Linked DNA regions of Mus musculus: regions 2 and 3 are each linked to region 1. Evidence: chromatin loops called from intact Hi-C (ENCODE). Cell type or tissue: gastrocnemius. All regions are shown on one strand. Links, peaks and the distances in the headings refer to the core of each region. The heading gives the core; the rest is flanking DNA.

What was found. Peaks named below come from ENCODE experiments on the same cell type or tissue, not always from the same donor. Only the 100,000 strongest peaks of a DNase experiment are listed, where the experiment ranks them.
Region 2: a loop joins it to region 1, with 11 times the contacts of the local background. A loop is called at or near these places in 7 of 42 quality-filtered maps.
Region 3: a loop joins it to region 1, with 6 times the contacts of the local background. A loop is called at or near these places in 24 of 42 quality-filtered maps.

The regions. Positions count from the first base shown.
Region 1 is chr19:57,156,032-57,167,098 of GRCm38, reverse strand. The region is part of intron 2 of Ablim1 (actin-binding LIM protein 1); the gene reads left to right. Among named protein-coding and RNA genes, the nearest start is that of Ablim1, 54 kb to the left of the region's middle. In gastrocnemius, for the core only: a CTCF peak has its summit at 5,659 (motif pointing left); DNase peaks (open chromatin) are centred at 4,585, 4,792 and 5,635; H3K4me3 peaks cover 29 bases; H3K27ac peaks cover 1,696 bases.
Region 2 is chr19:57,451,677-57,462,743 of GRCm38, reverse strand. It overlaps Trub1 (TruB pseudouridine (psi) synthase family member 1), which reads right to left and starts at 9,838. Exons shown (of 8, transcript NM_028115.3): 1 at 9,548-9,838; 2 at 4,556-4,654. The coding sequence starts at 9,797. In gastrocnemius, for the core only: a CTCF peak has its summit at 5,433 (motif pointing right); DNase peaks (open chromatin) are centred at 5,423 and 9,819; H3K4me3 peaks cover 1,196 bases; H3K27ac peaks cover 830 bases.
Region 3 is chr19:57,637,133-57,648,199 of GRCm38, reverse strand. It overlaps Atrnl1 (attractin like 1), which reads right to left. Exons shown (of 29, transcript NM_181415.4): 4 at 9,620-9,748; 5 at 5,572-5,780. Among named protein-coding and RNA genes, the nearest start is that of Atrnl1, 32 kb to the right of the region's middle. In gastrocnemius, for the core only: a CTCF peak has its summit at 4,948 (motif pointing right); a DNase peak (open chromatin) is centred at 5,469.

The sequences.
Region 1 (11,067 bases), core at 917-8,916:
AGTCCACAAGAGTAGTATCACCATTCAAATTTAATTATACCATTTAATATTTCTTTTTAATATTCTCAGTATTTTTTTCTCAGATTGTTTCTATGTAGGAAGGTGACCCTGGCATTTGATTTATTGCCCTGTGATACACTTGCCTTTTCAAATAACTGTACTTATAAATAAGGGACGATTTCCAAAGACATTGTGGGCCTGGGGTTGTAGCTCAGTCGGTGGGGTCCTTGTTCAGCATTTACAAAGCCCTGGGTTCAGTCCCAAGTGCTGGATACATATATCATGGTGTCATTTGTCTGGTAATCCCAGGATTACACCCAGGAAGTAGAGGCGTGGATGGCACCATCTCCTGGATCCTGGACTGTATAGAGTGGAAAGGCAGATTTATTCATTCATCCTTCTCTGAAAGAAAGAGAGGCCATGGCTTTGTGTTTGTGGCCCAGGGAGGGACAGGAGGTAAGGAAGGCTTCTCCCTCCCACCCCCCACGGCCACCTCCAGGCGGGGAAAGTTTGAGCTGCTATAAAAAGGAAAAGGTCCACATAGGCTTTGTCGTTCCAGGGAGCAGATTTACTGCTCTGTTTTGCTTTTAACTAGAAATCACTTCATTTTTGCATAAGTAAGCCTGAGAATATTGACACCTGACACCTTCACATATGGCACTTGTGAAATACAGAGCTGCTCTCAGTGACCAGGCTGCCGTTCTGGGCTACAGAGGGTTAAAGGGCACTACAGCAGTCATTCTGGTTGCTACCACCAAGTACCTGGCAAGAAGAGCTAAGGGCCTTCAGAGCCTGGGAAGATAACAGGAGGCAGCTATGTATAGCATCCATAGGGACCAGAGAGGAAGTGGGCCCAGGGCTATACAACCTCAGGGCTCTAGAAACTCACTTCTTCGGCCAGGCTCTACCTGATGAAGGTCCCACAGTCTTAGAAAACAGCAGCAGCAGCTGGCAGGCAAGGGTTCAGATACGGTTCACATTCAAACCACAGTAGTTACCTATGGTACAGTAAGCCCAGAAAACGGGGGATCCGGCTGGAAGCAAGATGATAAAGAGTAGAACTGGGATGGAAACTGAAGCAGGAGCAGGTGAGTGAGAGGCACATTCTCTCAGTCTCGGTCTATCGAGAGCTTAGGGGTCCGTGGATGTGGCTAAGGAGGAGACAAGAGATACCCGTAAGGCATACGCCATAACCCTCCAGCACCAGAAAGATGTGTGTCAGTGTGGGCAGGAGGCAGCTGCCTTGTTAAAGGCAGTAAGCATAGAAGACAGAGGTGGGGCCAAGGTTGATAAAGGCATCCATTTTGACATAGAGTTTCTAATAGGAATGAAGGAAGCCATAATGTTGTTCTTATCTTTTACAAAACAGTGTCTTGGGGCCTGTAAGGCAGCCCAATGTGTAAGGGCACTTGTCCTGAAGCATGAGAACCTGAGTTAGATTCTCAGGACTCTCGTGGTAGAAGGAGAGAACCAACTCCTGAAAGATGTACTCTGATCTCCACAAAACACACACACACATACACATAGACACAGACACACAGACACACACAGATACACAGATGCACACACAGACACAGACATACACATACAGACACATACAGATGCACATATGGACATACACACAGACACATACAGACATACACACATGGACACACACACAGAGACACACATACATGGACACACATATAGAGACATACACAGACATACATGGACACACACAGATATACACAGACAGAAACATCCACATACACAGACACACACAGACACAAAGACACACAGAAGGACACAAAGACACACACAGAGAGACACACACACACATATACACTAAATAAGTGCAATAAAAATTAAGAATTAAAAGATGGCACTCTTAAGTAGCTTTCTTTTTTTTTCCCAGAAGGAACAGAGCTAGTTTTCCATGTTATTTTTAGTTATGTCTTTTGAGATTTCTGAACACTGATTGTCTGTGGAAGATGTCAGATCGTAAGAGTGCTTCTCCCGGGGTAGTATTGGCAGACATCCTCCCATAGAACTGCATTTCAGTAAGCAGTTGCCACTTGACTATGTGTTGGAGGGTGTGAAAAATGATATTTTTGATAGCTTTAAAATAATCTTCTGCTCCTTTTCTCTACAATGTCCAATCTATCAGAAGAGTCTGTTTCATCAAACATTCCTTCTGAGAGGCTGGAAAGGTGGCTCAGTGAATAGGAATGCTTGCTCCATCAACGTGAGGGCCTGAGTTCAGATCCTACCACCCACAGGAAACACTAGACGTGGCCGTGTGCAGTTGTAGCTGTGGAGGCTGTCTGGGCTAGAGCATCCTCAGGGGTAGCAGAGGCAGTGGGGTGCAGGGTGGGCTACGTGCTGGGGAAGGACCAGAGCATTAGATGCCGAGCAGAGCCAGAGTGTCACTGAGGAGCTCAGTGGGAGATGGGATAGACTCTGAGAACCACTTCTCCTTGCCGGTACAGATGACATGAATCTGTGTCTGTAGGATCTGTTCATGGACATGCATGGGACTTTCTCTGCAGCTTCCTCTTGGCGCATGGGATTTTAAAGGAGGCAGCTCATTCTGGGGGCCAGGAAAGGGGAAGGGACAGGGGAGAGAGACCTTATGACATCTACCTACTACCCAAAATCCAAAAGTGTGAGATTTAACTCCTGGTCATTTTAAGCATAGATAGCTTCTCCTTCTCCCCATCATCCCTCCCCTCTTCCTTCTCCTCCTCCCCTTTCTCCCTCTCCCTCTTCTTCTCCCCTCCCTTCCCCCTCCCCACTACCTCTCCCCTTCTCTTCCCCTCCCCCTCCTCCCCTCCCCCTTTTTCCCTCTCCCTCTCCCCATCACCCTTCCCTACCCACCTCCCCCTTCCTCTCCCTCCTCCACCCTCCCCCTTTCTTCCTTTTTCTCCTCTCCTCCCCTTCCCTCTCTCCCTCTCTTTCTCCTCTCCTTCCCTCTCTCCCTCTCTATCTCCCCTCTCCCTTCCTCTCTCCCTTCCTCCTTCAGTCCCTTCCCTTTAGTGTTTGGTATCATAACAAAGGGCTGCTTTGAAGCAAGCACCCTGCAGTTGAGCGTATTCCCACTTCATCCATTATACTTCCTGTGCTCATTTTTAACCTTAAAGCCCTGTGTTCAGGTAATCGATCTATGCAATGGTAAAAGATTTTCATACTTGTTTTTATATTCTGGGTGACATCCTTGTTTCTTGAGCTGCTTGTAATCAATTTTATTTGTATATGAAATTCTGCAACCAATTCAAAAATACTATGTTGTCAATGCTTTTATTAGTAAACAGAGGTTCCAAGAGCTTCCTTTCTAACAAGACTCTTACCATATATTCAAACTCTGAATTAACTCGAATCCCCCAAAAGCATTGCTCTGGGACCCATTTTCGACCTGGTTGACCTTGTAAGTATCATCTCACCCAGAAGTGATCATTGATTTCGATGTGCATTTAGAAGTCAATGAGGAGCGATTACAGTCCATTTTTGAGGCTTACCGTTTGAGTCCAAGCGTTTTTTTCGCAGAAGTTATTTCTGGCAGAAGCTGCCCCCGCACGTCATTGTTGGTGAGTGCTGTTCAGCTATTTTGAGCTCTGAGCTACAGCAGTAGCCCTTGTGAGCTACCTTTTGTGGTTGCTTCAAGCTCGCCGCTCTGCATTTCAGTCCAGAAATGGATTGAGTCAGTCTGACACCGATTGAACTCTGAGTGCTTAGGAAGACTGAAGGCCACCGTTACCATCGTGATAAAAATCTGTGAGGAAAAGAAGAAGAGAGAAAAGTTTAAAAGAAATCACGGGGGAGGGGGATGGGAAGATGTCCCTGAGACTAAGAGCTTGCTTGTAGGAGGAGCACAAGGGTCTAAGTTTGAACCCTCAGCACCTACGCGACCCTGCACACCTGTGACCCCAGCACCAGGGGCGCAGAGACAGGAGCATCGTAGAGGGTGCCAACTGCCAGCCTAGTTAAAGGCTCGGCAAGAGACCCTGCCTTGAAAGAGTAAGACGGAGAGCCACGGGGCAAGACACCGATGTCCTCTGGTCTCTGACATATGTGCTCATGTGTACACGCTGTGGGCATGTGCACCCCATAGTCACACACACATTTGGTATTCACAATGATAATCCAAGAGTTGTGTGTGCATGTGTGTGTACAGAGGGTGGGGAAGTGTCCTGTTCCCTGGCTCCGTCACATCTGAGTCTCCACCTCAGAACAGTCATGCATGGCGCCAGGAAGCACAGCATCAGAACAGGCTCTGACCTTGATGTGGGGAAAGTCGCGTCTCCAGAGCACAAAGCCTGCTTGCTCATAAAGGAAAGGGGGCAGCCCTGGCTGCACACCCCTGCTCCATGCAGACAAGCTTGTAAAGGGAAGAGTAACCCAGGCCGGATGCCCTGCTCCAGGTGGAAAAGCTCAGAAAGGCCCCTCATGCCTGTGGGTTCTTTTTTCTGCAGTACTGGGTATTGGTCCTAAGGCCTCACCTATCCTAGACAAGGGTTCTACCACTGAACTGGTTCCTCAGATCTTGCATCCTGTGACAGGCAGACTGCCAGCAGGGTACCAGACAGCCAGTGCCTTCCCCAGGAAGTAAAGAGAGGAGCTGCCAAAGGCTGCTGGTCCCCCATCATGTTTCCTGGGTCTTCTCTTACTGCTGAGAACTGACCAGAGCCGCTTGGAATCCACAGCCTGAGAAGGGATGGTCCCTAGCTGCAGATGGAGAAAGGGTCTCCACCTGATAGCCCTGGACCCCCCCTTGAGGCAGGTGTAAGTCTGACCCTTTGAGCATCGCCTGCCCGGCAGGTGGACCATCTCAGGGATGGATTTGTTGGGGCATCGAAAGGACCTGCTGCATTGCGAAGGCCTAAGATGCTTCCGCAGCCCAGCTCCCGCCACTGAAGCTAGGCTCTGCTCTCCCCACCCCCTCCTTGATCCAACGCCTCCACACTCTGTTCCCCTCCTGTTCCATGGTATTTTTATAGCCCAAGCAGCGCTTGTTCAGTTGTTATTTTAAGACTTAAGCTTTTTTAAAAATGTACTTGTTACTAATTTCACAACTTTTGTATAAAAATTTCTTGGATGTCCCCCACTTAACCAGTAGATTTTACTCGGTGGTTTGTAGAGTGGACTCGAGAGCGTATCATAACAAGGTGCAGGGCTGTGTGTAGCCAGACCTCAGTGATGGGAAGCAAGGCAGGAATCAGCAGGACTCGGGGTGAAGAATGCTTTAATAATTGATCCTGAGAAGGAAGGCAGTGAGCATCTGCGCTAGCAGCCTGGGATTTTAATGAGCAAAATCTGTGATTTTCCTAGGAAATATGTTAAAGTTAGGAAAATGTGCATATTTCCATTTGAATTCAACCTTGACGTGTATTTATTTTATGATCATGTAGATGTAAGACATTTTTGCTTCGCGCTATCATTGAAAGGTACTAAAGCTCCTTTAAAAACAAAATACTTAGGGGGCTGGAGAGATGGCTCAGAGGTTAAGAGCACGGACTCCTCTTCCAGGGGTCCTAAGTTCAATTCTTAGGAACCACATGGTGGCTCATAACCATCTATAGTGGGATCTGGTGTCCTCTTCTGACTCTATCATGGGATCTGGTGCCCTCTTCTGACTCTATCATGGGATCTGGTGCCCTCTTCTGACTCTATCATGGGATCTGGTGCCCTCTTCTGGCATGCAGGTATACATGCAGGCAGAACTCTATACATAATAAATAAATCTTTAAAACAAAACAAAGTTTTTTTTTTGTTTTTTTGTTTTTTTGTTTTTTTTAATTAAGGTCTGATGAGATGAATCAGCGGTGAAAGGCACCTGCGGTTTGAGCTTCTCGTATCTGGTGGAAGGAGAGAATCAGCTCTCCCAAGCCGCCGACCACTATGCTGTGGTGTGTGCATACAGACGCACATAAAATAAATACATCTATATTAATGGGGTTGGAGGATGGCCCAACAGTTAAGAGCATTTGATGCTCATCCAGAGGATCCCTGTTCATGTCAGCATGAGGTTCACAAGTGCCTGTGACTCCAGACCCAGAGGACCAGATTCCCTATTCTGGCCTCTGTGTGTACCCATACACTTTGGCATGTGCATGAGCATGCAAACACACACACACACACATTTGGCACGCATGCACACACATGCTTATGCACACAAAAAGATTTTTAAATAATAAAGTAATTAGAATATTTTGACATTCTTCTGGAATTTGTTTAATATTCACCTTCAGATACATTGGGTAAACAGAGCTGAGTCAGAGTCGGAGTGTAGTGTCTATGACTGTCCTACAAACACGAGACAAGTGTGTCAAGGACATGTACTGTTCATGAGGGAGGGGTCCTGGGGCATGGTGATGCTGTTTGCAGAAAAACTGAAGGCATAGGTCTATAGGCCTTCCAAAGAGACTGTCAAAGATGGCTGGCTGCAGGGCAGGGACAGATGAGCAGGCTGCAGCAGGGTAATAAGCCAAGTGTTAGTTGTCTTAATGGCCCCTGAATGGATCAGGTCCCAGAATTCAAAGTCTGGGCCTTCAGTCAATGGTAAGAACTTGTCAAGCCACATCCGGTTCCTGGGTAATGAGCTGCTACCTCAAGCCCCAGGTTGACTGAGAGAATGTGATTTCTTCCTTCTTCTTTATGATTAAGTTTTGGATAATTTTTTTAAAAGATCCATTTATTTCTACTTTATGTGTATGAGTATTTGCTTGTGTGTGTGTATATGCACCACATGGTTGCAGCACCTAGGGACACCAGAAGAAGGCATCCGATCCCCTGGAATGGGGGTTACAGGTGATGTGAGTCCTCGAGTAGAGACCAGGAGCAGAACCTGGAGCCTTTGAAGGAGCAATAAGTGCTTTAGTCACGGAGCCATCTCTTCATTCTTGACCCCAGCTTCTTCTAATTTTTTAATTATTTTATTTGATTACTTATATGCAGGTGTTTTGCTTGCAGAATCCAGAGAGCGTATTGGATCTCCTGGAACTGTAGTTACAGATGCTTGTGGGGTACCCTGTGGGTGCTGGGAATGGAACTTGGGTCCTGTAGTGGGGAAGCCAGTGCTCTTAATAGCTAAGCCATCTCTATAGCTGCCCCACCCCAATCTCTTAATATGTTATTATCACTACAGGTGAGCTTCCAATGGCATGTGGGTATTTTGAGCAATTGGGTTCACTGAGCTAGAAGACAGAAGTGGGGTGTCCAAAGAACTGGAGGGATTCAGGGAAAGGAGGTTTTGCTTCATGGGCACTGAGTTTCAGCTTTTTAAGAAGACAGTAGTCCTGTGGATAGATGATGTGTGGAAACCACAAGCTTGTGAACACACATGAGCAACTGTCCACCTGAAAATTACTAACATGGTGAGTCAAGCATTTTAGGTATGACATGGTGAATCAAGCATTCTAGGTATAACATGGTGAATCAAGCATTCTAGGTATGACATGGTGAATCAAGTGTTCTAGGTATGTTCTCACCACTAAAAGGAGTGTTTCTAATGAGCTGACCGACAGGCATTTGAAAGTTGATTGTGCCTACCTTCCCAAGAGAGCCAACTTTGTAGCTCTGTTTTGTGAGCTCACTCTTGTTGTTTGTAGAGGTCTCTAAAAATTGACTCCTTAAGGTTCTTGACTCTGTAATCTTTGTTCTTGATTAATGGTAAATCACCCACGATGCTTGATCTAACCCACTGCAGTACCAGCTCCACTTAATGTTAAATCACCCACAATGATTGTCTAACCCACCGCAGTACCAGCTCCTTTCTAATGGGAACTCAGACTGTCCCAAGTGAATTCTTTTCCTGACAATACAAACACTGTTTTAATAAAATTGCTTCCAGGCAGAAGGGCAATGTTGACACTTGGTTTGAGAAATCATGACAAGAAGGCCCACGGAGGAGCGGATCCTGAGGGTGTTCATGGGGAGCTAGCCTGGGCTTTGGGGTTGCTTGAAAATGTGGGTGTCAGATGAGAAAGTGGATACAGCTAGAGGTTTACTAACACAGGGAACAGACTCATCTCTCAGAAGCCTTTTAGGGGTAGTGGTACCACAGAGCTAAAAGGATAGAGCCACTGGAAGAGTCCGAGTTTGAGGCCGGCACTCTGTTCCCTGCTCAGTTACAACCACAGTATAAAGCTTGCAAGACACACACTATAGACAGAGATCACTCACTGATAATCCTTTGCTCAAGGATAGAAGTTGATAGGTGAGGTCTGTTCCCAGGAAGGCCTTATATTATATAGGGAAGGAAATGGTGTCTGTGGGAGTTCCCTATGTTTAGGGTTCTGAAGGAGGAGCCTCCAATTACGTCTTACATCACCATATTACATCACCATCACTGCCATTCTGGTCTTAGGTGACGTCATGATGTTTGAAGTAGCACCTAGGTCCAGCTGCAAGGAGTTTTTTCCTCTCATTCATCGCCTGGTGCGTGTGCCACAGATTCCTGTCCAGTTAAACATTGTTTATCTTAGTATCTAAGCCGCCATACATAAAACTATAGTTGTCGGATAACGTGGCTTGGCTTTGAATTTCTGAGAAAAGCCAAATCGGATCACAACACAGCACAGTTTGTCACCTCTCAACTGCGTTGCCAAATCATGTCGTAGGGCTATGCTAGGTTCGTGAAATTACGGTTTAATTAAAGAGAGCAAGTGTGAATCCCACAAAACCACTTTTGGACAAAGAAGCCCCACACAGAGGCACCCAAGAGAGGAAGCAGCAAGCAGAAAGGACTTCTAGAGGGTTTTGCCTTCCCTTTGAAGGGATCCTGTGGTCTGCATTAGCATGAAGCTCACCTTGGTCTTGTCATGGGGAAATCTGTGCTTTTTAGTCCCAGTCCTGGTGACTGGATGAGCGTTAAGGGGATGGTGGGTCTAAGTCCACCGTTTGCCCCTTCTCAGAGCTACGAGAAGTAAGTTTGAAGGAATCAATGAGTCATGCAAACTGGTGACGACTCCGGGAGTGGAACTGGTGGGAACTTGCCAAGTGTGAGGCAGGATTCTGCTTAATTACACTGTACGGTTCTATGTATTATATTAGACTCTGAGATTAATAGACTCTTGGGCATAAAGTACTCTGGCGTCTCGAGGGTGCACACCTATGAAGTTACTGAAGAGGACTCTCTGAGCGTCCCGTGATGACCCTACCCCCGTACCCCCACCCCCATCCCCCCAGGGATTGTTTCTGCTCTAAGAATCTAAGGTCAGGACTAGGCTGACCCACGAGCTCCCGGCATGATCCTCTCGATGAGTAGGAAGCCAGTGTGAGAACCGGAGATGCGGGAAGAGATGCGGATGGTTATAGGAGGAGACAGCCGTTCTGAGAACATGGCCGTAGCATTATTTATAGGGTAGTTAGTTCCCAACCGACAGACTCTGGCCGTCATCTTTGGTCACTTGGTTTTCAAGAGCAATGTCAGAGCTCTGGAGTGTTGGTTTAAACAAGGACCAGGGAGTCTACACGGAAAACTTGTGCATGGTTTCTATATCATCTTGACTCTCAAGAGTTCTAACTGATGAGGGAGAGGGAAACTTAGGTTATGATCTCACCGAGTTAACCCTTCGTTAGACTGGGGGTTTTCAACCTTTTTTCTACTCTAAAACCTTTAGCACCTGTGAAATTTTTATACTATTCTGGGTGGGCAAATATTAAAATAAGTATATAAATCAGACATCTACTGATAAAAATCATAGAGAAATGTATTTTAGAACAGTTCTTTGTTATATATATAATTTTTACCATTTATTAAATTCTCAAGTGGATTTTTATGCTACTAGGATAGTGTTCTTGTTTACTTTGTTACATAAAGAATAATGGCTGAATATCTGACCTGTGGGACCAAGAGGATCGTCAGTGTTTTTCAGACTCCATCAATATTTTAATTTTACAATCATCCATGCTAAGACTGCCATGTTGCATAAATACATAAAATGGCAGAAGAAGTATGTTTAAAGCCATCTCAGAAATTATTGGAAATTCTGTCCTAATCTCAAGCTGAAATTCATTTAATGATTTTGTGTGTGTTGGTGTGTGTGTGTGAAAAGCAAGTCAGCAGGTGAGTCACGAATTTTTAAAACCAAGCACTCTAAAGCAGTTTGATCCAAAATATACTAATTTGATACTTATATGCTGATTGATAACACTAGGAAAATGTCCTTCTTTTCCCTTATTAAATCAGTATCATTGCCTGTATAGTAAAAACAAAACAAAACACTGCAGTTCATACCATGCAGTAGTTGTGAACCTGAGAGGGGCAATGTACACTTGTACTGAGTGGCTGAAGGCAAGCACATACAACATGCATATATTTATATATTTTGTTCATAGTTGGTGAAGGCTTCACTGCACCATGGGTGGCTGCCACCTCAGATTCACCGCACTTGATTTTAAGTTAATTTTCGGTCCTTACATGTTCATGCACGAGAGGGGGTTGGTGGAGATTTCCGAGACAGCGTTTCTCTGTGCAGCCCTGGCTGTCCTGGAACTCACTCTGCAGACCAGGCTGGCCTCGAACTCAGAGATCCACCTGCTCTCTGCCTCCTGTGTGCTAGGATTAAAGACATGCACCACTATGCTTAGCTCGTGTTCAGAAAAGTTTCACTGCTTCGTTTCTAATTCCCTTTGGTAACCCCGCCTTCAGTTATATGACCATACTCATTTTAAGAGCCTGTATGTTAGACTATTAATGAGTCATGGGAACTAATCCGAATAACTAACCCGGTGTTCTAGCAAATCCCCAGGAGAGCCTTTCGTGACAGAACTCACTTTCCTCCCACCCCACCTGAGGGTCTGCTCTACCTGTTTATGAGAAGGATCAGAAGAGATCCTATGCCTTGCCTGAGGCTGCCCTTCCCTGGGCAGGAGTCACCTACCCTTGGAATACAGAGGCTAAAGCTGGAGAGGCCCGGCTTTAGCTGTTGCTTCCCTGGCATCTGGCAGGAGATAGTCGTCATCAGGGGCTGCTCCAAGCTTGATTTGTAGACAAGTTGTGACCTGCTTGAGTTTGTCTGAGCATGCAGAGTAGACCCAGGCTCCTAGCAACCCTGTTTTCTACACAGCCCCTGTCATCCACAGCTGTAT
Region 2 (11,067 bases), core at 2,002-10,001, 290 kb before region 1:
AGCAGGCTGACATGGGATTCTAACTCAGCGGCATGCTGCACAGGGAGGTGGCTTCCAGCCTAGCGAGGCGGTCCAGAGTGAGGAACTGTCAAGGACACACTGAGAGCCACCCAGAAAAACCCTCTCATTGTGTATTCAAGAAGAAACAAGGCCAGAGGTGGGGTGGTTAGTGAAAGTAGAATTTGGAGAACGCGGGTGTAACAGTGGCATCTAGGAGACTAACTGGCAATCTTACATCAGCCCCTTAAGATGGAAACCAAGTTTCTTCTTATCACTTTAACTAGATACGTTTAACTTTACAGGTTATAAAAAAGCACGGTGAAAACTTTCAGAAGTATTGCAAACATAGCCGATAAATAATTATTTACGATTGCTACTTCTACCAAATGACCATTCTTAACTCTGTCTGCTGTATCTCTTAGTTGTGGTCTCGCTTATTTTTTACTTTATTTGGTGTCGCTGAGTGATGCCAGAGGAGAGTGTTGGATCCCCTGGAGATTAGGGTTATGGTTGGTTATAACCTGCCACGTGGGTGCCGGGAACTGAACCCCAGTCCTCTGGAAGAGCAGTCGGAGCTCTTAACCGCAAAGCCGTGCCCAGGCACAGAGCCGCGTCTCTACCTCTCTCCAGGCCTGTTGTTCCAAAACTGAGCTCTGCGCGTGGTTTCCTGCTCCGGTTTACACTTAACAGAAGTAGTTTTCATGATAGTTTTAAAACTACGATACTTTGAAAACATGTTGTACACATTATCTTTTTCTTATCTTTGTGGCAGTAAAAATACGATGGTGTGATTGGTTCTCCAGCTGAGGCCACGGAGGTAGTTACCAGAGCTCTGATTGGTTCTCCAGCTGAGCCACGGAGGTCGTTACCAGAGCTCTGATTGGTTCTCCAGCTGAGGCCCACGGAGGTCTTTACCAGAGCTCTGTTCAGAAGGCTGACATCTCTAAGAGCATCCTTCCCAGTCGGCCTCTCGGGTGCTTTGCATTACTAAGGAGATTCCTCCAACTGTAGTGGCACCGCTAGCTCAGGGTGTTAGAGACTTAAATAAACCCCAGCAAGAGCTCCCAAGTGTGGAAGCTGTGTACGGCAGGCAGCACAGTGCCCTCGCCTGTGGGCGCCATGTGCAGACCCCTTATACCTAGAAACTAGTGTCCTGGTGGGACCTGACATAGGCTTTTCTTTTTTTTTAAGTTCTCCTATAGCTATTGTGACAAACTTTCCTTTAAAGACACCCCACCACCCCTGACAGACAGTTCTCAGGTCAGAAATCTAAAGCAGGCTACCATGAGCTACGGCCATGATTCACAGCAATTTTAAAAGAACTGTAGGGCCTGGCGTGGCTGTGTTCCTTCTGTAGCCCCAGGGGGAGAAGCTCAGCTAAACGCATCCCCAAGCTAAGCTAAGGGGATCTTGCCTTTTCCAGCTCTCAGGGACCCGCTGCCCACATTCTTGGCTTGTGGTCCCTTCCACCTCCCAAGCCGGCAATCACATCCCTGCAGCCAGCACTTCCACATGTCCTGGCTTTCTTGTGCCTCTTCCACGTCTAAGGATGCTCACTGGGCTCTCCTGGAAACTCCAGGTAATCTTATTAAATCATCTGCTCGGCAATTTTAACCCTGGCTGCCCCCTCATGACACAGCCTAGCATGCTCGGAGGAGTAGAGATGAAGATGATGTAACTCCAGGGAACTGCTCTTGCCTCCAGATATATTAGTTTATTTTGCAGGCTCTCCTGTGAGATATATATATATATATTATATATAAAATAGAATGAAGAATCTTATTTTATTCTTAAATTGTCATCTTAGACCAGAGGTTCTCAACCTGTAGGTTGTGGCCCTTTTGGGGTCAAAGGACTCTTTCACAGGGGTCACATATCAGATGGGCTGCATGTCAGACATTTACATGACAATCCACAACAGTAGAAAAATTACAGTTATGAAGTAGCAATGGAATAATCTTATGGTTGGGGTCAGCACACCGTGAGGCAGTATTAAAGGGTCACAGGGTTGGGAAGGCTGAGAACCGTGCCTCAGACCTTGAACCTGAACCACTATTACAGAGCACACAGCCTGTAAAATGGGCAGAGCACTGGCAGTAATATGGCGGATGAAACGCTGCCCCGTGTGACACGCAGCAGGAGCAGAGCCAGGACGGTGAAGAATCGAAGCAGGATAAAGAACACAGGACGTCACCGAGGGACAGAGGAATGACAGGGCAGCTGAGAAGCACAGAGCCACAGCACGGTGACTCAGTGAAAAAGAAACACCAACCACCATCCCGGCCTCCATCTGATGCTCCCTGGTAGGGGAAGCAGAGGACACAGAGGACAAGAGCACATGAACCAGAGGGCAGCGCACAGCGTCAGTGCCAGGACAGCACACCAGTCAGTCCCAGGACAGCACAACCCAGCATCAGTGCCAGGACAGCACAACCCAGCCTCAGTGCCAAGACAGCACAACTCAGTGTCAATGCCAGGACAGCACACCAGTCAGTCCCAGGACAGAACAACTCAGCAACAGTGCCAGGAGAACACACCAGTCAGTCCCAGGACAGCACACCAGTCAGTGCCAGGACAGCACACCAGCATCAGTGCCAGGCCAGCACACCAGTCAGTCCCAGGCCAGCACACCAGTCAGTCCCAGGCCAGCACACCAGTCAGTCCCAGGCCAGCACACCAGTCAGTCCCAGGCCAGCACACCAGTCAGTCCCAGGCCAGCACACCAGCATTAGTGCCAGGCCAGCACACCAGTCAGTCCCAGGCCAGCACACCAGTCAGTCCCAGGACAGCACACCAGCATTAGTGCCAGGCCAGCACACCAGTCAGTCCCAGGCCAGCACACCAGTCAGTCCCAGGACAGCACACCAGCATTAGTGCCAGGCCAGCACACCAGTCAGTCCCAGGCCAGCACACCAGTCAGTCCCAGGCCAGCACACCAGTCAGTCCCAGGCCAGCACACCAGCATTAGTGCCAGGCCAGCACACCAGTCAGTCCCAGGACAGCACACCAGTCAGTCCCAGGACAGCACACCAGTCAGTCCCAGGACAGCACACCAGCATTAGTGCCAGGCCAGCACACCAGTCAGTCCCAGGCCAGCACACCAGTCAGTCCCAGGACAGCACACCAGTCAGTCCCAGGCCAGCACACCAGTCAGTCCCAGGCCAGCACAACCCAGTGTCCATCCCAGGCCAGCACACCAGTCAGTCCCAGGCCAGCACAACCCAGTGTCCATCCCAGGCCAGCACACCAGTCAGTCCCAGGCCAGCACACCTGTCAGTGCCAGGCCAGCACACCAGTCAGTCCCAGGCCAGTACACCAGTCAGTGCCAGGCCAGCACACCAGTCAGTGCCAGGCCAGCACACCTGTCAGTCCTAGAAGAACGTGTATATACAATGTTTCTCTCCAGGAAATATATCAAAAACATAGTTTCCAAGCTTGATCTGGGGTTGGGAAGTGTCCCCTGGCACCCTCTGCCTGTATGGGAGCCCTGAACTCCAGAGTCCTACAGGAAGACAGTAGTGCACACAGTCCAGACACAGCAAACCAGGATGGTGATCCAGGGAAGAGTGGAGTACTTCCTATAATCCAAGTTCACAGATGCTAGGCATGCCCAAGCCTTTCAAAACGCAACAGTTTCACTCCTGGTGGGCTAACTGTTCTGCTCAGAATCAAACCTTTGCTCAAAGCTCCCTGCACACATAGGAGAGGCAATGGTGCCATGTGCTCTGTGATGCTGTGTGCTGTTGCTCTGTAGTGCTATGTGCTCTGTTCTGTGGTGCTGTGTGTGTGGTGCTCTGTGCTGCTGTATGCTGTAGTGCTGTGCTGTGGTGTTGTGGTGCTCTGTGGCCCTATGTTACTCTGTGGTGCTGTGTTGCTCTGTGGTGCTGTGGTGCTATGGTGTTGTGTTGCTCTGTGGTGCTGTGTGCTCTGGTGCTATGTGCTGTGGCATTATGGTGCTTTGTGGTGCTGTGTGCTCTGTGGTACTGTGTGCTGCCATGTTGGATGGTCTGTGGTACTGTGTGGTCTGAGGTACTGTGTGCTGCCATGTTGGATGGTCTGTGGTACTGTGTGGTCTGAGGTACTGTGTGCTGCCATGTTGGATGGTCTGTGGTGCTGTGTGCTCTATGGTACTGTGTGCTGCCATGTTGGATGGTCTGTGGTACTGTGTGGTCTAAGGTACTGTGTGCTGCCATGTTGGATGGTCTGTGGTACTGTGTGCTCTGTGGTACTGTGTGCTGCCATGTTGGATGGTCTGTGGTACTGTGGTCTGAGGTACTGTGTGCTGCCATGTTGGATGGTCTGTGGTGCTGTGTGCTCTGTGGTACTGTGTGCTGCCATGTTGGATGGTCTGTGGTACTGTGTGGTCTGAGGTACTGTGTGCTGTGGTGCTGTGCTCTGTGGTGCTTGTGCCCTGCACCATTCAAGGGCTTCGGGGAAGAAGGACTTGTAACCACGGTATAACTAGAACACTGCAATGTACAGTGAGGCACCAGGACTCAGCTAGCATTTCTGGTATTGAAGGAGAGAGTCATTAAACTTCCCTCACGTCTCTTACCCAGAACACCTTGCGCTGCACTGTCCAGCGTCCCTCCGTGTCCGACTTTCAATGTCTGCTTTTGCCTCTTGTTCCATTCTGGAGAAGGCATTCCAGCTTCTACAGGAGTAATCAGAATTTTTAAAAAAAGGTAATTACAAGTCAGGAGGAGCATGGGAGACAAGATAACCTATTCAAAAAACAAACAAAACATACAGGTATAAGGCTATGACCACATAACTAGCAAAAACAGGTTTTAGAATGTACAGTGGGCTCAGTGTGGTGGTGTACGCTTTTAAACAATGAGTTTGAGGCCAGGGTGGTTTACATACTGAGTCCCCATAGCCAAGGATATATGCTGAGACCCTGTCCCAAAACACAACAAAACTGTATAGCCACGCCTAGGAAGATAGCTCAGTTGGTAAACTGCTTGCCACTCAAGCATGAGGTTCTGAGGTCAATCCCCAGGACCCATGTTAAAGAAAAAGCTGGGGGTGGTGACATGCATTTATAATCCCTGATCTGAGACAGGGGCTTGGTGACATCTACTTAGTGAGTTCCAGGCCAGTGAAACACCTTGTCTCAAAAATTAATGTGGACAGAGGAATGACTCCTGAGGTTGACCTCTGGCCTCCACACATGTGTGAACACACACACACACATGAAGAGAGAAAGATTTCCTAAATTACAAAAGAACAGTATTTCAAAATTAGTGAAATAGAAACTGAACTCATTTTAAGAGAAACAATTAGGTATGTATGTATGTATGTATGTATGTATGTATCCATCTATATGTGTGTGGATCTATCTATATCTAGATGTGTATAGACAATCTCGTTACATGTATATCTGTAAACCATGTACATGCAGTGTCTAAGGAGGCCAGAAGAGGGCAGCAGAGTCCTGGGAACTAGAGTTCTAGATGGACATGAGACACCAAGTGGATGCTGCGAATTGAACCTGGGACCTCTGGAATATCAGCCCAATGTCCTTATCTGTGGAGCCATCTTTCCAGCCCCAAGAAAAACAAAAGTCTAAGTCAATATTTAAGCTAACTGGGTGACTTCTAGTGATATATCAATAGTTAGAAAGTAACAAAAAAGTTAGCTTTGGCATATGCAGCTAGTTTTAAGAGACCTCAGCTACAGTCTCTAAATGTCTGTGATTTCTTCTGTCCCTCCCTGGCGTCTACTAACTGGGAGCACATCTCATACAGGGCTATTTCTATCTACACCTAGTCCTCAGCTAGTTTTACTACTTGTCCACATGATCAAAACTTTCAATTCATTAAAGACGCTAATCTCAACAAGAGCTTAAGTGTCAGCTCAGAGCTGTTAGTTACCACTTGACTTCTGAAGCATTTAATAAAGAAAGAGAGGATTCCAACACTGCTTACATCACATCTCCATCATTACAGACGAGCTATACGACACCTGTCACAGCAATCCCCTGACCCTCAGCCTGTTAAACCTACTTTAAAACTATTGACACCAGGAGACAGAAAACAGCACACAATGAAAAGAGGGCAGGGCAGAGACAGAAGCCAGCTTAAACTCTCAGACGGGGCTGGAGAGATGGCTCAGAGGTTAATAAGTAGCACTGACTGCTCTTCCGGGGAGCCTGAGTTCAATTCCCAGCAACCACATGGGGGCTCACAACCATCTGCACTGCCTCCTTCTGGTGTGTCTGAAGACAGCAACAGTGTACTCACATAGATAAAATAAATAAATAAATCTTTACAACAGAACATTCAGATGGCTGTGCTGGGCCGCTCAACCTCACAGCCTGACTACCATGCCAGTGGTTCAGAGCCTTAAGATCGGGTGTACACTTGGACTCTAACATCACCAAACTTGGAGGAACGAGATCCCAGCACCGTGGGCCTGGACTTCAAACACTTCACCTTCCACTTGCAATGTATCATGGATCTCTGTCAGTGAACTTACAAAAGTACACTGGGGAACTCCGAGTTTTTAACTTGATATGCCTTAGTATAAAGGTCTCATAAATTCAGTCATCTTGTCTCTAACTCATTCACACTGTTGAAATTGTGTTCACTCTTGAATCGAATACTCAGATGGCTGTTTATGGATGACCATTTAAGGTCCTTTCTACCTATAAAAACCTAGCATGCTTCAGGCCTTGAAAGGTTCAAAGTCACGGAGAAGAGATTCTACAACGGGGGAAATCAATGTAAGGACGGGCAAGGAATGTTTTTGAAGAGGCTATGCCTCCTGGCTGAGCGAATCAGTGGTTGTCAAACCTGGATAGAACAGAATGCTATCTTTTAGAATCTTGCAGGGCGATTCTGACAGGTGCTTAGCCTGGGACTGGGAAAGCTCAATTAGCTAGTATGAATACGGAATCAACCAAACACAGGCACTGGGGAAGCCTGAGTTCGCTACTAGGGAATACGGAATTACCCAATCGCAGGCACTGGGGAAACTCTCTTAGCTAATATGAATACGGAATCGACCAATCACAGGCACTGGGGAAGCCTGAGTTCGCTAATAGGGAATACGGAATTACCCAATCGCAGGCACTGGGGAAACTCGCTTAGCTAATATGAATACGGAATCGACCAATCACAGGCATTGGGGAAGCTCGCTTAGCTAATATGAATACAGAATCGACCAATCACAGGCACTGGGGAAGCCTGAGTTCGCTAATAGGGAATACGGAATTACCCAGTCACAGGCACTGGGGAAACTCGCTTAGCTAATATGAATACGGAATTGACCAATCACAGACACTTCCCCAGTGGGAAGCTCGCTTAGCTAATATGAATACAGAATCGACCAATCACAGGCACTGGGGAAGTCTGAGTTCGCTAATAGGGAATACGGAATCACCCAATCACAGGCACTGGGCTAGGAAGCTCGCTTAGCTAATATGAATACGGAATCACAGGCACTGTTAGGAGAGGAAGACTTCAGCATATCAGTGGGTGCTCTGCAGAAACCAGCCTAGTGACAGCCTTGAAGCAATCAGTCCCAACAAAGTGCAACCAAGAAACTTCAGCGTTTTGATGCTATGAAAAGCTTCTTTAAGAACCGTAATCTTTGGTACAAAAAGCCAGTTTACTAACAAATCAGGACAAACGAAAGCAACATATCTGTGAAAGAAAAAAACAACAAACAAACAAATACCCCATCACAATGATTCCTTTTGATGCAAGTCCTCAGTTCAATGTCCCCTAAAATCCGATGCGCTAGTGTCATTAACGCTGTAATAAAATACCCTCAAAAGGTAACTCACGAGAGTCTATTTTAGCTCAGAATTCCAGCTTACTCTCTACCACATCCACAGTCAGGATGAGATGAGAACGAAGGCTCACACACTTGTGTCCAGCTCCAGTTCTCACACAGTTCAAATGCCCTGTCTAGGGGAGGGTGCCACCCACAGCAGGCCGCGTCTTCCTCTCTCAATGAGCTTAATTAAAACAATCCCTCACAGACATGGCCACAAGCCAACCCAATATAGATGTTCCCTATCCCTTACTGAAACTGGGAATTCTAGATGATATTGGGGTGGCAATCAAAGTTAGCCACCACACTTAACGATGAGCACAAATGAGCAAGTATAACACCATTGTTTAGCATCCGGAAGAATGTGTGTATCTGTTCAATAAACATTTAAATTAGCAAAGTTTTTATCAGAATAGTTTGGCTCCTGGCTAAAAGAGAAAATTTAAATCAGAATGGAGGTGCCCATCTGTAAGTCTCACATTCAGGAGCTCAGGCAGGAGGATCACTGAGTTGAGCTCAAGGCAAACCTATCTCAAAACAAACAAACAAAACTAGATTAAGTCTTCCAGGTGACACTGAGCACTGTGAGAGGTTTCTCTGTACCTGTAACAAGACAAGCTAAGCTGAAGCTCTGGAGAATCTGGAACTGCAGAGATCACAAGACTGTAAGCCGACTTAAGGGAAGAGGCGGCCACTGTTCATCCTATGTCCCTATAGGATTCCACAGATGCAGCTTAACATGAGAATCCAGTAAAAGAAAGGCTCCGTGGGGACTGTTCACAGGGTAAAGTGCTCGCCAAGCAATAGTGAGGACCAGAGCTTGGATCTCCAGCACCCCTATAAACACGAGGGTGACACTGAATGCTACCCTGATTCCTAGCCAGTTGTCCCTAAAACAAGCTGAGTAGGCAGACTTGCCTAATTGGCAGGATCTAGGTTCAAGTGAGGTACTCTGGCTCAATACACAAGATGGAAAGCCATGTCTGAAGATGGCCAACATCACCTCTCACCTACAAACACACACTCACACTGCATACACATTCACACGCAAAACAAAACTAAAGGGTTTTGGCTTTTTAATGCTCCTGTTATAAATGATCAAGAGGAAGAATGGTTAGAAAAATGGCCATCTTCTATTTTAATGTTCCTCAAAAAATACTACATTAAAAAAAGAAGAAGAAAGAAAGCACAATCTGAAGCAATAGAGCACAATTTCCAAAATAATCCCAGATCTTCAGACTTTCAGGGTCTGCAAGTGTGGGGATCAGGAACCTGCATTTGTATAGAAGACGAATCACCGTGCCCACTAAAAGGTGAAAGTGGTGTCCTTTCTAAATCCTAGCTAACTCAGCCTATGTGCTTTTCAAATAAACTTTTAAGTTTGCAACTTAGGGGTAGAGAGCCTGCATTTCCTCTGGTGGTACTCATTCGCAAGAGTTAAACAAAAACCCTGGGAGGGATCAAACTACAGAAAACTGGGCTGCAGCCACCAGGGTGAAAACCTGTATATGCAGACTGGTCCCCCAACTCTACACGTACTTCCCGTGAGAAGCTCAAAGGGCCACTGTTGAAAGAGTGTGCACTTGGGTAAGTCCAAGCCTAAGATGCCCTGGGTTTTCGTCCAGAGTTAATTCGGTGGTCACTCTTTCTATCTTGAGCCACAGACGCACAAAGTAAGTCAGTAAGTAAAAGAAGAAAGACTAGAGATAAAAATCCCAGTGTGGTGGAGAACTCCTCAGCCTGGTCCCTACCCGGGCGGCAGTACCTGCCAGCAGCTTCTCCTTCAGCCGGTTCAGCAGCTCGGCTGAAGTGGGCCCTTTGGGCTTGTGCACGGCGAACACGCCGCTCAGCGACATGAGCTTAGCAGCCAGGGCGGCCTTGGAGGCCGGGGCTTGCGATTCAGTCCTGGCCGCTTCCGCCACCGATGCTGCTACAGAGGCCTCGGCTGTTCCTGAAGTGTCAGGAGCTGTGTCCACAATCAGAGGTGAAACCACCTCTGCCTCTGCAGCTGCCATGCTTTCACGGCCTGGGCCAAGAGGCGAGCAGAGATGACACCGATGTGTTGCAAGGCCTTCTGGGAATTGTAGTCCATAGGCTCGGTATAGGCCAATGGCTTGCTCTGGCATCTCGGAGTTCTGCTGGAACCTTTAATATCTCTGTTACCAAATGCTCTTAGTCGTGAAGAGGTACATTGGAGTTGCCGCTGTAAACTATCCAACGCAAACACCTAATTTGTGTATTTGAGGTAGAGTCACTTCCTTTCTGTACCGCCCCCCCATAACCTGCATGTGTGTGTGTGTGTGTGTGTGTGTGTATGAATTTTGAATTTTTGACTGCAGTTTTTGACAGTTCTAAAAAAAATGTTAATGTTCTTTTGGAGTTTCTATTCCTTTATAGGAATCAAAAACTATATATGGTTGATCCATTCGTGGTGGTGCATGAAGGGCTCTCTAACAGGCATGGCAAACATGGCACCAACAGGCTTTACTCTTCTTCCCCTTTTCCTTCTCCCCTGCTAAACTGTAGGTTACATTCCTAAAGCTAGCCCCAAGGTCCATTCAGTTATTTGGCCACTGTCTCATTCCTGAGACAAAACATCAAGGACCAACAATCAAAATTCATTGTTTGACTAATGTGTCCGATCAGGATTTACCAACTCACTCTAGCATAAATTCCCCCTAGCCCCCTACAGTGAATGCCTTTAATCCCAGCATTTAGAAGTCAGAGGCAGGTGGATTTCTGTGAGTTCCGGGCCACCCAGGGTAACATACTGAGACCTTATCTCAACAAACAAACAAGTAAAACCCAAAACAACAAAAACGCCTATGGTTTAAATTAATATTTAAACTCTTTGCAGACCTCGCATTAGGCTGTCCCTCTAAGAGAGGAAAAAAAAATCCTTTTACTTCTTCCCCAAATGCATTAAATGGAAGTGTGGTTATTATGGGATAGCCACTTTGTCTTCTTTGTTTCCCCACATTGCCTTACAGCCATTCTTTCTCATAGTGCTCTGCCAGGCTAACATTCTTCCCTAATGATGCCTCATTGCCTAATGATCCCAGTCAGGGGATGCCAGTTACACGTCTACCATTCACGCAACAAATGTATGTCAGAGGAATCATTACAGATAGAGTATTCTGGGCATTAGAAAAATCAAGCTCTAATTTCCTAAAGTAGCCAACATCTTACACATTGGACAAGCCTTTAACTCACAGGTCATTTTATTTAATATTATATTTCAGACTGACTAAGACAGTCTGCCATCTCTCCTTCCCTCTCCCCCAC
Region 3 (11,067 bases), core at 1,020-9,019, 480 kb before region 1:
CTCTTCTGTCAACCGCCATTTACAGGAGATGGAAGTGCTCCCCCCAGAGAACAAATGGTGAGGTGACTGCCCTTACTGCTAACAGCCAGGTTTGGGGCTTTCAGTGGGAGAGCAAACCACTCAAACATCACTTTAAACAAAACCCAACCCAGCGGCTGAGTGCGGACCTCAGTAAACCTTCACTCTGTTCAATTCTCTGAAAGCTGAGAAAGGTAAGGAGAGGAGACGACTGTGGGGCTGGCAGAGGCTGGTTTACAAAGAGTGTGTGGGAGGGGGCGTGTGGGGGCCGGAGCAGAGATAGCTCCACAGAGTGACCCGCCAGGGCTCATTTGGATGGCAACAAGCAGTCCAGCGCTGATGATGGCACTGGCCGAGCTGGAAACGTCGCCACTCTGATGCAGTAAGAGAATCAGAGATTATGGAAGGTCAAAATACCAGCATTCAAAGGAATCTAAGGGAGGTATCAATCCCGTGAGTGCTTTTAAGTGACTCTGCCACAGTAAAAGTGACTGTTGATCGGGTGGGCACAGCAAAGGGACCAGAAGCAAAGCACGGAGAGAGAACTGAAACAAGAGCTACTCCTTGTGATGACAAAAACTGGGTTGCGAGTACAGAGTCTGCTGCTGACGACGATGTGGACACTTGAGGATAAGACTTAGAATATTGCTTGGTTAGGGAAGAGGCTTGAGAGGGTAGACACCGGTGTTGAAAAGTTCTTCTCGGGTAAGATGCAGTGGATCACACCAACCCTATTGATCTGCAATCTGACCTCCCACGGCAATTGCAGCCATTACCAGTAACCACTGGTAGCCATAAAACTGAGGCAAGACCCTCCCCCAGCAAAGGAGGCTCAGTAACATCACAAGTGACTGTTACCACTTTGGAGCAGTAAAATGTTTTTAATTATGATTGTACATTTTTATAATAGTTTCATTGTACATTTAAAATTATAATTGTACACGTATACAGTATTGTATAAACATATAATCACACTGTGCTCTGGGAACCTAGGAAAAATACACATGATTCACTATATTGCAACATTTATTTCATTATAACCATCCAGAATTAAACTTATAATAACTCAAAGATTATGTGCCTTCATTTAATATGTTAGATATATTGTTTTGCTCAAACTAAATAATTGGTCACAATGTTTAAAGTGAAACTAATTCCTACAGTGCCTTTCTTATATCATTTAACATTCCTATATTAATTTGCTATATCCACCATTTTTCTTTCTTCCACTTATCATTTAACATGTATACTGAAATCTCAAATTCTCCAAAGAATAGGGGAAGGGGGAGGTGGGGGGGGAAGCAAGATGAGAAAACATCTTTAAAGAGTGCTATCTTCCAATTCCACTGAAAAGCATTTGTTACAGCAGAAAAATAGTCTGCATGTGTACTAGGCTCACAGAAGCAATCACTAAAGCCCTACTATCTGTTTCAATGTATTTTAAATGCTCTCAAACTATACAATGGTTAACTTTGCAAGCAATAAGTCACATGACTGGTAGTCATCACTCTACAACCTTTCTAAGAATATGGTTCACACAATTTAGGTAAATTATGTCATTATAAAGGGGTGTCTGTTTGTCTGTCTAAGCAGAAATCGGTGATCTCCAACGTCCCAATTTTGAGGGGCAATGAGGCTAAAATAAAGTTGTATGTGGAATCTCAATATAGAAACTATTCCAAAGTGATAGCATCTTGGTTGGAGCAGAAAAGGGTCATTGCCCCTTGAGCCCCTGTGGCACTCATTCTGAAAATCATTGTTATTATCGAGATACATGAGATACATGTACATAGAAAAGAATAACTTTAACATCCTAAAGACCTATTTCTGATCATTACAGCCACCAAGGCTATATACACAGACATTTAAAATAATAAAGTAGAACGGAAAGCATCCTGGTTAACATTTATTCTAGGCACAAAAAAAAAAAAAACCAAACTACCAATTTTATTAGTCTGGTCTCGTGTTCACAGAATACCTAAACAGTATGTCTAATCTTCAAGTATTATTCACAAATGCAAATTTTATAGGTTAATAAAATGCATTAAGCTTGGTTACAAAAAGAGATGATTAAATCAAGAGCTATTATCAAGTATCTACTTACTAAAAAAGGAAATGTCACTATAGCGTTAGTCCTTAGGAAACTATTTCAGAGCAGGGAGACGGCTCAGTTGTTAAATGGCTGCTGAGCCAGCATGAGGCTCCACGTTAGGATCACCAGCATCCACCCCAAAGCTGACAGTGATGGCACACATCCACAGTAACCCAGCACTGAGGGAAAGGGACAAGTGGATCCTTGGGAGTTCCAAGTCTAGCCTACTTATGAGCTCCAGTTCAGGAAGAGAGCTCCCCTCGCCCACCGCAACGAATAAAGTACATAGCAATCTCAGAAGACACCCAGGGTCAGCCTCTTGCCCTCCACACATAGACATGCACATACCATATGCGCACATGCATACACCACATACAAACAGAATCGTACGAATGAATACATTTTAATACTTTATAGAGTTGTCATCCTAGGACCCAGACAAATGTCAATGTATCTTTCTAAAGAAGATGAAATTAATAACTAGACAGGTTAGTTGACTTACCGAAAATAAGCCTGTGAGCTGGGATGATTTCTTAATAAATTGAAGTGACTATAAGAATCATCCACTCTAAGAATCAGCACATTACAGGCTGAATGCTTGTTTGGGTTTACCAAAATTGCTAGATATAAGCCCTAAACCCTAATGTGATGGATGAGAAAGTGTGCGAGATGCACACGCATGTGTTCTTGCCATAGCTCTGACAGAGGAAAACACAGCAAGAAGGCAACCAAGATAACCCTCCCCAGAACCTGGTTTTTCTCATTTCTAATCTAAGACCTCCAACCTCCAGAAGCACTAATGGGCGGTGGGTGTTTTGGTTACTAGAGCTGTCGGCATCGGCCAGAGAAATATCAGAGTGAGCTAGTTTGTATATGTACACATGGCACTCCTTTGCACATCCCACTGACCATGGTATCCACACTGGCTGTAAGGTTAGACTAGAAATACAGTATGTAGCTGCCAGATCTAAAACTCAGTGAGCTCTGTTTGCAAAAAGGAATTCATCAATGCTGGAAAGACACTGGTCTCTTCCAAACAGCACCACAACTTCCCTTCTGCTCAATCAAGTTTTAAATACTTATGTTGCTCTAACAAAAGCCCAAGGATTCAGAAAGTCACATAAAGGAAAAAACTGAAAGCCACTTGGATTGAGGCAGTTGCTATAGCATATTGCCACATCTTGGAGGCCCCTGAGAAACTGATTATTCTTTACACGTGAACATAAAGTAAATTTTTTATGTTTTGATTTTTATTTAGTTTTAAAATATCTTCTTTATCCAATTATTACAGATAAACTTAAGAGATAAACGTTTTCCAAAACACCTTTTTCCTAATGTGATTTAATATTTGAAAAATTCTATACATTCAAGGGTCTATGATAGATCACCAAAAGTTTGAGGCCAGCCTGAGCTACATTGTGAATCCTGTTCCAAAAGATACATAAAATTAAAAGAAATGATATTACATTAAAAATACCTGAAGGAACCGAGAGGTCCTAATGAATCAACAGAGAAACTGCAGTACATCCACACAATGAACATTGCTCATTCTACAAATAAATGGGCTGCAAGTCACTGGAGCACAGGAGAGAAACTTTAACACAGAATGCCAAGTAAAAGAAGGTACCCCTTAACCCTACATGCTACATAGTTTCTGCTACAGTCACCCATCACAGAACAATGTTGCCATCAACAACAGACCACATATGTACAACATGGTATCAATGATTGTATCACTTAAGGAGAGCACACCCATCTTCACTTGTGCACTACTAAACCGCATAAACTTCTCAGAATACACCAAGAGTGCCATAGAGACTCCATATCACATTCAGAAGAGCCAAAACTACGGAGACAGAAGAAGGTCACTGGCTGCTGACAGCTGAGGGAAGGACCTATGACGAGGCGGAGTACAGGGTGTGAGAAACGCTTCTGCGCTATACTGTAAGGTGGGTGGATGCCATGGTACCTTTAACCAATACAACTCTAATATAAACCATGACTTTAGGTAGCAGTGATCTATTGATGTAGGTTCGCCAGTTTTAACAGGCACACCATTCATTCTGGCAAATGTTGTTAGGGAGAGCTATGCTAATGTGGGGGAAGGCTTTCTGTATCTTTTGCTCAGCTCTGTTATGCTGAGTCACAGAACTAGATGAGTCTCGTGTGGAAAGCACTGTATATAAGCCATATTTGACTTCTCTAGCTGAACTTTAAATGCCATTTATCTACAACTATCACTATGGAAAATGAAAAGATTTTAGTTTAAAATTTTAAGTTGGAAAAAGCCTCAAAGCACTTTCTGAGGACACAAAATTGGCAAGTGATTAACTAACTTAAAATACACAGCCCCACTACTAATAAACACTTGAGAATTTACACTTGTCATAACCATAAATAATATATTATCAATAATAAAAGCCCTTTTGCAGGAAATCACTGCTATAGTGTGCCTGTGTGGTTCTTAGGTCAGCGAGAACTGCTCCAACTGCTGTCGTGTGTTTAATACGCCTCTGGATTATGTAATGTGTGCATCAAAGTTCCCTCTGTCAAAAAGTACTATATTAGCACAAAGATGCTTCTCTGCAAACGGAACCAGCAAATTAGACCTGAAGAGATGATTCCAGATAACTATACGTATCCTTTAGTTTGTCTCCACAATGAGAAATATATGACTTAATATGCTTAAGAAACCCAAAACTCTTCAATGTGTTTTAAAGCTAATCTTTAATGACAGACAGAAGATTTTAGAATTCTTTTCAAGGAATCTGACTTTTACAGCAAGCAGCTAAACTTTTATTTATTGAAATAGTCTCTGTCCTTTTTTTAAAATAGCCACAAGGGGTCAGTCTTTCCTAAGAAAAACATTTTAAGCACTCCTATAACTGTAAAACTGAATTTACTTTTTGCAGTACAGTATGTTACCAATTATGAGGTAAATTTGAAGACACCACAGAGTAAGTCTGGTGACGTCATCCAGGCTCTGAGGAGTCAACAAAAAGAGTACAGAGGATTATAACGATCACATGCCTCCAATTTTAAGTTTAACCTGTAACTTCACTTAATCTCTAAAACAGCATGTAGACAGGTCTTTCCCAACTTTATTTATGAAAATGCAGATGCTAAGAACTTAACTGTTAACCTAAACATACCATCCCCAGCCCCCGCAAAAAAGCCAAAAAACAAAAACACCTGAGTATTGGGTGTGCAAACTAAATCAATGCGTGTAGCATTGCACCCACCATCTCCACGTGGCCACTAGCCACCCTCAGCCGCCCACATGCCAACCCCACGCCATCCCCGGCCAACCCCGCACCATCCCCAGCCATCCCCGCATCATCCCCGGCCAACCCCACGCCATTCCCGGCCAACCCCGCATCATCCCCGGCCAAACCCGTACCATCCCGGCCATCCCCGCGCCAACCCCGCACCAACCCCATGCCATCCCAGCGCCGCCTTACCTTGCCAACTATCGTTGCAGACACAGAGTTTCTCTCCTGTTAGGTCACAGTAGCCATGATCTGGACTCCCACAATTGGCTTTACAGTAAGGAATGTCACATGCTTCCCCTTTCCAGTATTTGTCGCATTCACAATACACTTGACTTGCAACAGAGACACTGGTTGTACACTTTCCATGACCAGAGCAGTTGTTAGGACAGGAATTGATCCTGCAAAACATAATTCGCGGGCTCAGATACCATTCGTATATTGCCTGCCTCGGCCTCCCAGGTCCCAGCTGTCATTCCATCTCCTCCACGCCTCTCAGCTCACTGTTACTTATGCTGCGCGTCTTAGTTCATTCACAAGATGTCTTCTGCTAACAAAACTCTGATTTCAAGGGCTCCCCTCAACGTCTGAAGCACCTGCACAATTCCAAGTGTGATGTTTTGGTTTCTTTTTGTTTGTTTGTTTTGTTTTTTTGTTTTTTGGGTTTTTTTTGTTTGTTTTTTTTTTGTTTTTTGTTTTTTTTTTTTGTTTTTCGGTTTTTCGAGACAGGGTTTCTCTGTATAGCCCTGGCTGTCCTGGAACTCACTGTGTAGACCAAGCTGGCCTCAAACTCAGAAATCCACCTGCCTCTGCCTCCCGAGTGCTGGGATTAAAGGTGTGCCCCACCACGCCCGGCTCCAAGCGTGATGTTTATAGAGACGTAAATAAATATTCTGAATAGATATGTTAAGGAGAGATATTTTGAACTCCTAAAACTTAAGAGAACCAAGAACTTACTTAGTTCTAGCACCTTAAGACACAGGCCACCACTTACACAGTCACAGAAGACATGTTTTAATGCCCGTGACTGCCTCTATTCTGCTATACATATACTTCCAATGTGTACACATCTGGATACATTATATGTAGTATGACGAGATCCCATAATAAACCACTGATTCAGAAGTATTTCAAATACTTTATTCCTGAAGAAAAATTTTCCCATTAGCAATTTCTATCTTCTTAAAGAAAAGAAAAAAATGACAAATGACTCCTGTGGCTATGTCTCTAGAAGCATCTGAGAGCACCTCTCATTACTTTACCCCTGGACTTCTAGATATAAAAGGGTTTTAATGAAATCAAATGTGGTAAGGGACTAGAGAGATGGTTCAGTGGTTAAGAGCAATGGCTATTCTTCTAGGGTACACAGGTTCAATATCCAGCACCCACATAGAGGCTTACAACTGTCTGTAACTCCAGTTCTGGGGGTGCAATATCTTCTTTTGGCCTCTACAAACACTAGGCATGCATGTGATACATAGACACACACATACACAACACCCATGCATGTGATACATAGACACACACACACACACAACACCCATGCATGTGATACACAGATTCACACACACACACCCCACCCCATCCATGTGCATTAAGAAAATTAATTTAAAATATTTTAAGTAGAAATAAATGTTGAACAAAATCAAAGGGAATACAAACTCCTGAATAAACTCAGAAGCTACAAATAGCTGAATAAAATATGAAGCCGATGTAAGACTTCAGCAAAAAGATAAAAATATTGGAAAAATGAATTAGAAATTGTGGAATGGAAAACTCAAGGAGTTAATTTAAAAATGTAGGCGAATAGGAAAACCTTGCCGATAGATCAGGTAAAGTACCACAGCAGCAGGGCTTAAAGATGAGGTGGCAGACATAAAACACTCAGAACCGTGAAGCACCTACGAACACAGCGTGCAAGGCCTGTAGGACAGACACCACTTTAAAACAAAACTTCTAAATCACGGTCATAGAAAAGTATAAACTAAAAGCATAGGAAATACATTTATTAAAACCATAGCAGAAAAATTCCCAAACATAGGAGGAAAATGGCTATCAGATATAGGAGGCATGCAGCACACCAGTCAAGACCAGAGAAGAAGCCCTCGTCTCAAACACAGGCAAAGTACTACGTGTACAGGACAAGTACTACGCATTCAGGAGAAGTACTAAGTGTACAGGAAAAGTACTAAGTGTACAGGAAAAGTAGCATACAGGTAGCATACTAAGTATACCAAACAAAGGATACTGAAAGCAGTCTAAGGAAAGCATCAAGTCACACATACAGACACTAATCCGAATCACATGGACTTCTCACAAGACCTGCACCGTAACACAATCTTTTAGAGACAGGAACTTAGCAGAACTGTCTGACCTAACTGAAGAAGTCAGAAAGTCTTCATGATAAAGAAAAGCTAAAAGACCCCATGAACACTGAACCTGCACAAAGGAAGATCCGTAGAGAAACCAGCCACCTGCTGACATATAGAACTTATAACATCTGACAATGGAGACTTCAACCTGGAATTGGTCAGAAGAAGAAAAAAGTAATTCCCATATTGACTAACGGAATAATTTGTTGAGACCATATCATTATATCAAGAAGCAAGTCCAGTCTCACAAGACAAACACTGTTGGATGTAAAGGCACAGACTGATGTCCGCACAGTAACAACAGGCGATGCCAACACCCCACTCAACAACACAGGTCACCCAGACAAAATCCAACGGAGACTTATCAGTCTTACAACGTTAACACATCAAAGGACTTAACAGATGTCAATGCTACCCTGCTCAAACGCTGCAGGCCGCACGTTCTTCCCAGCAGCCCATGGGAACGTTCTCTAGAGTGGACCACATTGTAGAACACGAGGCAAGAAAACTGGAACGATGTCCCATAGTCTCTCTGACCACAACGGGATGAACAGAAACCAACAGAACACTTAAAATATACAATTTCATAAAGATTGAGAAACAAACTCCAGAATGAATTTTAAAACTTACAATCAAAATGAAAACTCAATATACAGGAACCTATGCATTCAAATGAACATGGTTATCAGAGAAAAACATACCGTTATAAATATCATTGATTAAAATCACAGAAATCTCTATTTAAAGTCTTAACGATAAAACTTGAAGTATTTAAAACAAACAAACAAAGAGCCAAAATCAGTAGATGGGAAAAACAGTAAGTCTCAAGGAAGAAAGTAACAGAAAAGAAATGAACAACAAAAAGAATGAACGAAATAGGATGAGTTCTTCACAGCGGTGAGCTAGACTGGCAAACCCTTAACCAAACTAACCAAATACAGAGAGAGGACCCAAACTAATCAAGTTAGAGGCAACAGGCAAAACAGTACAACAGACACAAACGATGCCCCAATCGGTCACTGGAGCTTATCTGAAAACCTATAGTCTAATAAACTGGAAATCTGGAAGAAACGGGTAAATCTCTGGAGACCTACCAAAATTAAATGAAGACTGCAAGAGCAGTTTAAACAGACCTAAGACAAGCCACAAGACTGAGTACCAGTGTCCCAGCCAGGAACTCCTAACCCAAGATGGATTAACTGCTGGAGTCTTCCCCCCACCTGTAAAGAGGTACAGTCACCATGTCAAACTCCACAGGTAGCAAGTTTTGTACAAAGTGTCAGACACATAACAGATTTTCAACCATCACTGTTCTGGTTTTAAAAGATAAGAGCATACAGCCATGTACTTTTATCTCCTGTGCCTCAATTCCTTCAAGTGTAACGTGAGAAAACCAACTCTCCTCAAGGTGAAAACTTTGTAAAAGAGATGGAATTCCATGATGTAGTGATAGCCCCCAGGATGTCCTTGAACAGAGGGACTGTCAGACCTTAATTCCGACAGCTCTTCAAGCTACAAGGAAACCACGTTAGAGCACAAAATGGCAGCGTAGGGCACCATGCGACCTCACATACGTGCTGCTATTCCTGTAAACAAGTCTGGTGCTGCTTTACCTCATCATTTACATGGACAACTTTAAGTCTGTAATTAACTTGCCAACCGCACAACTTAGTGCAAGACACTCAGGATTTGAAAACGATCATAAAATCAGACGTAGAGGACAATCTATGGTATATTGCTAATATACCAGGTCACTTAGAAAACGATCCTATATACATTGAAATTTAATATACCGACCTATTCCGTGTACAGAGGACATTCATATATGTTCAGTGTGCTTTTCCAGGTGAGGCTGAACAAATACTTACGAATAAAAAATGTTGAAGCCAGTTAGGTTATATGCAGCATCGCTGAAAAAGTGGAGCAGCGCGTAGCCAGACGTCGTGACCACCTCAGGCACGGTCTCGTTACCCCTCACTTCAGGAACGATCAAGCCACTAAAGGAGGTCAGAAACGAGAAATGTGGGGATCCACTGTGGCTGTGCACAGAAAATATGCTCAAAAACATCATCCAACTCAGAGCGCACACACGTTAGACTGGAGAACCAGCAGAACCAATAGCAAACTTACACATTTCTACACTGTCAGGCCGACTGCTGATAATACACTTAACACATGCTCTCAAGGCGCCCCACCACCTCCCCTCTCTCCTCCTCTTCCTCCTGCTCCTGAGCCACCTGCTGCTGCTGCTGCTCCTCCTCCTCCTCCTCCTCCTCCTCCTGACCTTCCTCTTCCTCTTGCTCCTCTTCCTGCTGCTCCTCCTTCTCTTCTTCTGACCCTCTTTGGACTGAAATGTCCCATCTCTCCTTTGTATTCTGTTCTCCATCCCATGACAATCAGCTATACAACTTTAACTCAGTCCTAAGGCTTCATTCTAGGCTGCCTTAACATTGTAGCAAGTAGTTGAAAAAGAAAATAGCTTCTTTTCTTCCCCTCTGACTCCAAACAGTAGTGAAGCCAGAAGAAATACTAAGTGATTACAATGAAATCCACTTAAAACTGTACAACAACGATCTAGGTGTCAGACACTTTTAAGATATGCGCTTTTGATTATTTGATATTCTTCCCTTAGTTGTACTGAAGCACAGATATACCCAGATAGTATATTTCATCTAGGTCAATAAGCACACAAGAGAAACGCAGGCTGAGAGGCTGGGTAATGTATAAAGGCTCTAAGAACCAGATGTTCCTTTGCCTGGTTGGTCAGATGCATTTTATTTTCTTTTGTATTATTTTGTTTTCTTTGGGTTTTTGTCTAGTTTTGGTTTGGGTTGGGTTGGGTTTTTTGTTGTTCTGGTTTTGTTCAGTTTCGTTTTGTTGAGTTTTGTTTTTTTAGATAGTCTCACACTGCAGACCAGGTTGACCCTGAACTCATGACGATTACTGCAGTGAGCCACCATACCAAGCTTTGATACAGAACTCTCTTCTCCCTGTTTATCTGAAAAACTACATTCCTCATTTTAGACCAGACTACCCTCTCTATATATGTGAAACCATGTGATTGAATGAAGAAGTTGACAAACTGTACATTGTGAATTAGTGGATTCCTGTTTTTTATTTAAATTCATTGATTTTTTTATTTAAATGAATTTGATTTAAATTCATCAAATTATTATTTTCCTACATAGCATACACCCGGGTTTAAATATATCCTTGTAGAATCACCACAGTCCAGCTACAGGACCTTTTTCCATCATTGGGTGGTTATTTTATATCCTTTCACCATCAAAACTTCCCACCTTCAGGCCCATTCTGC